Regions from separate parts of the Homo sapiens genome. Here region 2 is linked to region 1. Evidence: chromatin contacts called from ENCODE Hi-C or POLR2A ChIA-PET data. All regions are on one chromosome and are shown on one strand. The core of a region is the stretch at or near the end of the contact, and the rest is flanking DNA. Distances in the headings are between cores, read along the strand shown.

What was found. Hi-C counts contacts between places; a loop is a spot of excess contacts on that map. ChIA-PET counts read pairs that join two places held with the same protein, here RNA polymerase II (POLR2A). Pooled maps may share reads with other maps.
Region 2: a loop to region 1 is called in a map of Calu3, with 2.6 times the contacts of the local background. The contact joins two enhancer-like sites. A Hi-C loop is called at or near these places in 1 of 168 maps with a recorded cell type or tissue (Calu3) and 7 of 50 pooled maps. POLR2A ChIA-PET finds 5 or more read pairs at or near these places in 1 of 52 experiments (AG04449).

The regions. Positions count from the first base shown.
Region 1 is chr18:13,432,670-13,436,287 of GRCh38, reverse strand. All of the region lies in intron 3 of LDLRAD4 (low density lipoprotein receptor class A domain containing 4), which reads right to left. Among named protein-coding and RNA genes, the nearest start is that of LDLRAD4-AS1, 6.9 kb to the right of the region's middle. Within about 2 kb of position 1,332, at least 3 of the 41 ENCODE cell types and tissues checked have a DNase peak (open chromatin) inside an H3K27ac peak, as active enhancers do.
Region 2 is chr18:13,566,450-13,569,736 of GRCh38, reverse strand. All of the region lies in intron 4 of LDLRAD4 (low density lipoprotein receptor class A domain containing 4), which reads right to left. Among named protein-coding and RNA genes, the nearest start is that of MIR4526, 43 kb to the left of the region's middle. RefSeq lists enhancers at 611-760, 2,781-2,860, 2,442-3,069. Within about 2 kb of position 1,355, at least 19 of the 41 ENCODE cell types and tissues checked have a DNase peak (open chromatin) inside an H3K27ac peak, as active enhancers do.

The DNA.
Region 1 (3,618 bases), core at 83-2,582:
AATATATTAGCCGCTTCTATGTTCTGTGCTAGGTACTGAGACATGGAAACTCGGAAGTGAATGAGCTAGCCCTCTTCAAAGAGCTTATGACATGAACTATTTTAAAAATATGAGCAGTGACTAATTTGCTGCTCCTTCCAAGGCCAAACATTTCCCTTCTTTATCTCCTTCATAATCTAGAGGGCCGCCCAGCCTGTGACAGGCACTCGGTGAATCACACATTTGTTGAATAAATGAATAATTTGATCTGAGCCTCATAAGAACCCTGTGAAATAATTAGAGCAGATATTATTCTTCCCATTTTATTCCATTTTGCCTCATCTCATAGCACTGCCTCAGTTTCCAAATCCACTTTAAGGAATGTGAGAGACTCACTTGTAATGGGCATGGCCCCATGCATAACAAAGTTCCCCAAATCACTTGTTGTCTTAAGTAGGCTCAACCTTACTCAGGAAACACTAACAAGGCTTGTGCTACTAATGTGCTTGGCTCTTACTTCTTAGATAACGGAAACAACATCAACCTATTAAATTTCAAATTCAGCTGGGTACAGTGACTCATACCTACACTCTCCACACTTGGGAGGCAGAGGCAGGAGGATCATTTGAGTCCAGGAGTTCTAGAGCAGCCTGGGCAACAAAGCGAGACCCTGTCTCTACAAAAAAGTTTAAAAATTAGCCAAGTGCAGTGGCACACTCCTGTACTCCCAGCTACTCAGGAAGCTAAGGCAAGAGGATCGTTTGTGCCCAGAAGTTCCAGGCTGCAGTGAGCTATGATCATGCTACTGCTCCCAAGCCCAGGTGACAGAGCAAGATCCAGTCTCTAAAAAATTAAAAATTAAAAAAAATCAAATTTATAAAATCTAAATCTCAGCAGTGAGTCATTAGCCCAATATCAGAGTAAGGTCTTTCCATCACATGGCCACTGGAATCAGAATGACCAGATTGAGAATTTTAATTTATTGGCTTCTTGATGTGATATAGAAAATACTAGAAAATTGCTGTAATGTGATTAAGTGCTAAGAATTAATGCTAAAGCTGGAATGAGAACTGCAGAGCACAGTAAATATCTGTCCAACTTAACAAAACTGGTGTTGACAGAGGCAGGCTTCCACCTCCATCCCAACTCCGGACAGGCTGTCCCCAGCACACTGTGCCACCCAAAAGCCCAGTGCATTCAGGTCCTCTAATCACGAGATTATTGTGATATTTCAAACAAACTGATAACCCTAGGAGAAAGGCCCTCCTCTTAGCTGCATATTGGGATCACCTGGACGTCTTTCAGCACTGCTGGGGTCAGAGTCCCAGACAGGTCCTATCTCACTGGCCTGAGGTGCAGTCAGACAGCGTGGGTTTTCTGGCACCCTCTGGCCTGGCTCCAATGGGCAGCGCAGATGGAGAACCACTGTCTACTGAGAAAGAGGTAGCTCACATACAGCAAGCCTCCTCTTTAGTTAATGGTATTTTATTGGAATGTTTATTTGGTATTTGCTAATTTACAAAGAAGAAAACTAAAATACAATCTCTTAAAATAAGCAGGTATTTGGATAATTGCTGACTACAGGGCCCAGTCGCTAGAGCTCTGTTCTGTCAATGGGCTATTTGGGAAACTTTGGAACCAATGTAGTTTTGACCCCTAAACTACACTTTGACAGACTAGAACCAGAGAGGGTCCTCCATGAAGTAAAACTCAAGTCAGAGAAAGACAATGGAAAATTTTTAAAAATATGTTGTCTATTCTTTGTGGAACTTGTTGAGTATTTCTGCCAAGCTAGAAGTTGAGGGAAATCATGGATTGTTAAACATTAGAAACATTTTGGTGACAAATTCATGGCAACCTCAGATGTATAATACTGGACTGGAATACAGAATGAGTTGCTCAGGAACCAGTGTCTCCTCCAGGAGCTATAGACGTATTATAACCTATAAGATTTAAATCACTCCTCTTCTTAAAAAAAAGTCATGCCCTTCTAAGTGAAGAAAGTGGCATTCCTCTTTGCCAAAATTTCCTATTTGATTTCTTATTAAAAAAAAAAAAAACTTAGGAGAAACAACTTCCAGAGTCAACAACAGACTTTAGAATCGCTGTAAACACTTCTGGTAATAACACAATCTTCTCCACATTTAGGGTATTCAGCTTCTCTGCATTTCTACATAAAGCTTCTGATGGGTTTTTCTGTGTTGTGGAGTTATCCCAGAGTCATCAAATCTTAATGCTGAGAGGGACCTAGACACACTGATCCACCCCTCACCTCCCAGGTGAGGAAGCAGGCCAGGGATAATGCCTGACTTACCCGAAGCTGGAGAACAAATTACCTGTAGTGGAACATAAAACCCGAGATTTCCATCGGATCGAGAGGAAACCCTTTTTTGTCCTGAAGGTCATTCTAGTTGTGTACAAACTAACATCAGCCAGTTGGGTTATACCATGTGCGAGAGGAGAAAGGAAAAGAATGATTCAGAGAAAGGGAATGTCCTAATATTTTATAACCTTTGAAAAAACAGGGAATTTTAGGAGCCCTAAAACTAGGGGGGAAATGGAATATCTTAAGGTTTTCTGTGAATTCCAAACTTATATACAAAAAGGCTATGTTAAAAAAAATTTTAAGGACCAGTAGCTTAACAAATTTGAATAATGTAAACCTAAACTCGGTCAGGATGCAATGATAAATGCTCAATCTTAAGCAGGACAAATCAAGCCTCACAGAGACTAAATTTAATCTGCTTGGTAGAGTCAACATTCTACTAGTTAACAGGCAACAAAAAGTTGTTTTCAATTTCCCCTACACTCCTTTAAAGCCTTAGTTTTCACAGATACGATCTCAGTCACAAAATAAGGACCTATATACAGCATTACATCTCAGCTGTAAAATCAGCCTTTTTTGTGAATTGGCAAAGTAGTCTACATTAGTTATTTCTGTTAAAATTCATATAGCAACACTGACTCATTTAGTTCACACTTCTATCATTCACAAACCTGAAAATGGAGAGTGATTCTGGCTCCATCATTTCTGACATTAAAGTCTAGAACCTGCTCTCTGTACGGGTGCCTTTTCCATGTACTTACATTGTAAATAGCAAAGAGGTCAAATCTAGCTGCCAGTGACGTGTAAGCCAAGAATTAATGGGTTCTAAGATTAGCATAAATTACCATAAACAATGTAAGTTTACATTTCCTAGTACAGAGGTGACAACAATGTTTTATTAATTTATATACTCACTGCCTGTTCCCCTGCAAGGTGTAAGATATCCTATAATAAAAGGAAAATTCAGGCTGGGCATAGTGGTTCACACCTGTAATCCCAGAACTTTGGGCAACCAAGACAGGAGGATAGCTTGAGGCCAGGAGTTCAAGACCAGCTTGGTCAACATGGTGAGACCCCATCTCTACAAAAAATTAAAAAATTAGCTGAGCTTGGTGGCATGTGCCTATAGTCTCAGCTACTTGGGAGGCTGAGGTGAGAGGATGGCTTGAGCCTAGGAGTTTGAGGCTGCAGTGAGCCGAGATCACGCCACTGCACTCCAGCCTGGGCAACAGAGCCAGACCCTGTCTCTTAAATAAATAAATAGAAGTAAAATTCAGTGAAGATGGAAAATAATGAGTAAAACACAAAACATA
Region 2 (3,287 bases), core at 106-2,605, 130 kb before region 1:
AATTTTGTGTTTTTAGTAGAGACAGGGGTTTCACCATGTTGGTCAGTCTGGTCTCGAACTCCTGACCTCAAGTGATCTGCCCAACTTGGCCTCCCAAAGTGCTGGGATTACAGGTTTGAGCCACTGTGCCCAGCCCCAAGGGAAATTTAAGTTGTTGGTACAATCATTCGTTTCTATCAAAAGGGAAATTAGCCCAAAGTAAGGCTAATCATTAGTGCTACAGATTTTTTGAGAATATTTTTTTCCTTGAAAGACACATAAAAGCAATTCATTTTAAAGTAAAGTGAAGATAAGCAACATCCGACTTATGAATCAGTTTGGTGCCCAAAATTCATTTCTAATTGGCTTATCCTGCAACTGAAAAAAAGTTTTTCTATAGAGACAAGAGTACAGAGAGTGTTTTATTCCCCAGATAGCGCAGGGCTAGTATGGAGCTAATAGTTCAGAGTCTGAGCCCCTGAGCCTGCAGGATGGGGCGGCCCTGGGAGGCCCAAGCGTGGGAAAGAAGTTTCTGAGGCCACGTGTGGGGAAGGCCCCAGGAGTGGGGAGGAGGGCAAAGGGCGCTTCTCTAGTGTCTGCTATGAAAGTATGACATCATCTAAAACAAGCATCTCAGTATTGGATTAGTGTCACAACTTCTCTTAGCTTCTTATAATCATTTTTTTTTTCAAATGATGTAGTTGCTCGTGTAATCCACTAATATCAACTCATTCATAAAATGTTTATTCATGGGGTGCCTACAAACATCACATTGGGTAGAGGGTGCAGGTGAGAGGAGCCAACATCCTTCATGACCAAGGGATTGGTGAAGGTGGGGTATGAGGGTCTTTCCCTGAGCCCTTCAAGATGACCATGCTGACTAGATGTGAACACACTTCCTGGATAGACGCACGCTTGGCTATGTTATAAATTTAAATAACTTGATAAGGTAAGAGACAGGAAGACCTGAAACCTACACTCAGCAGGCCTCTAACCACGGGGTCTGTCTACTGTGATACAGAGACCCTAAATTATAACGAAGGCCACAGGTCCTGATGTGGGGCGTGAAGTGCACTCGTTTTTATTCTGCCTTCCCTTTCTTCCTTAGCAAGACTGGAACCTTGTCCAGTTCCTCCTGCAGCTGGTGTGGCCTTACGGTGAGGTTCTGGCCAGGAGACAGTGGCAGAAGCGGTGTGTGGGACTTCTGGGAAGGGTCTTTAAAGGAAGGAGGCATGTATCATTTTGGACTTCAGTTCTTCTTCCATGGTCCAGACTGCAGTGTGAGTGTCCTGGCTGGAGTTCCAGCAGCCATTCTAGACCATGAAACAACCTCAGAGCTGGACACTAAGTGCTGGGAGAGTGGGGCCGAAAGAGATAACCTGGATCCTCGAGGACTTAGTGGGGCCCCTATACCAGCCCCATGCTGCCTTCTGCAAACTTGTTTTTTTCTTTTTTTTTTTTTTGTAAACGGAGTCTCACTCTGTCACCCAGGCTGGAGTGCAGTGGCATGATCTTGGCTCACTGCAACCTCCACCTCCCAGGTTCAAGTGATTCTCCTGCCTCAGCCTCCTGAGTAGCTGGGACTGCAGGCACACATCACCACACCTGTCTAATATTTGTGTTTTTAGTAGAGACAGGTTTCGCCATGTTGGCTAGGCTGGTCTCGAACTCCTGACCTCAGGTGATCCCCCCACCCCCCACCTCCTCGGCCTCCCAAAGTGCTGGGATTACAGGTGTGAGCCACAGTGCCCGGCCAAACTTGTTTCTAATGTGAGGCAATAACTGCTTGTGGGTTGAAGGCACGATGACCAGATGTCTGTGACTCACAATTCCTAACAGTGACACCCACTATAACAAAAAATCCACAGCGTTAATACTTTCATTATTTCCAATAAGCCAAGACATGTCCAAACTAGAGTTTATAGGGTAGAGTTTAAATGATGACACCATTATCACTGTGTCACTCTATTTTTAAAATAAGCAAATATTCTATTTTTTTTTTTTTAACAAAAAAAGTTCTCATAGCTCAATTTTCAAAAGGGAACTTTCTCTATTTTACCAACGTCACAATTATGACCTGTCAGATGAATGGAAACCAGCAGGGGAAGTTCATTTGCATTCAGGGGAAAGAGAAAAGCAGTTTAGAGAGAACTCTTGGTTTTGTGCTAATAGTCTCAGATCTTCAGAGAAGTTCAGTGCTGAGAAAATGTTTTTAAGAGCCTCAAACAGCTTGAGGGTGTTTAATTTTACTTAGGCAGCTGGGTCTTCTGCAAAAGCGTAACTCCTGGGGGGCTGCAGCGGCGGGGGGTGGTGACAGTGCGTTTGCAGGCAGGCCCTACGGCAGCAGGCCTCAGGAACTGAAGCCGAGCAGCATTAGCTATAAAGAGCTCCCAGGTCAACAAGCCCCTCATCTCTGCCTTCAGTCCAGCTACTCCAGGAATCTGAAGCAATCCAGACACTGTTAGATTAGGAAGACGCAAGGTACTTGTGTTTCTTCCCTACGTGTGTGTATTTGTCTTTCTTAGCAGCGCCCCTGGACTCTTAGGGTACCCACAAAAGCACATGCACGTCATAGTTAAACTAGTGAAGCTGGGAGGCAGGGGGAAATGATTAATATTGACCAAGGCAAACCAGAGCAACCCACGATGAGGATGAGGTCAGTGACACGGGAACAAGTCTGCGTGCACTGGCAGGGCTGCTTCCCCCCTGGGCCAGGCGCGGCTTGGTTCTAGGCTCTTTCACACACGCTGTGTGACTCCAGGCCAGGCTGCACCAGGCTGGGCTTCGCTTCCCCATCAGCTCAGCAGGACCCTCTCCTCACAGGGACACTGAGTCCATTGAATTTCTAGCACAGTATTCAGCACAAAGCAGAAGTTCAACAAGTCTAAATGATTTTCCACTTTCCATGCTACTCTAATACCCTTTGGGCAGATGTTTGTAAGTAAACCTATACATATTTAAATCCTCTCTTTTTGGGGGACTGTGGGGAGAACCCATGTGTCAAGGATAAAGACATAAAGCCATAGTATAGCACCACATCAATTATTTCCACTGGGCCAAGAGACACCTGCTGTCATTTAATATAAGGCATACTCTTGGCTGGGCGCAGCGTCTCGTGCCTGTAATCCCACCGCTTTGGGAGGCCAAGGCGGGTGGATCATGAGGTCAAGAGATCGAGACCATCTTGGCCAACATGGTGAAACCCCGTCTCTACTAAAAATACAAAGATCAGCCGGGCGTGGTGGCAGGCGCCTGTAGTCCCAGCTACTCGAGAGGCTGAGGCAGGAGAATCACTTGAACCCAGGAGG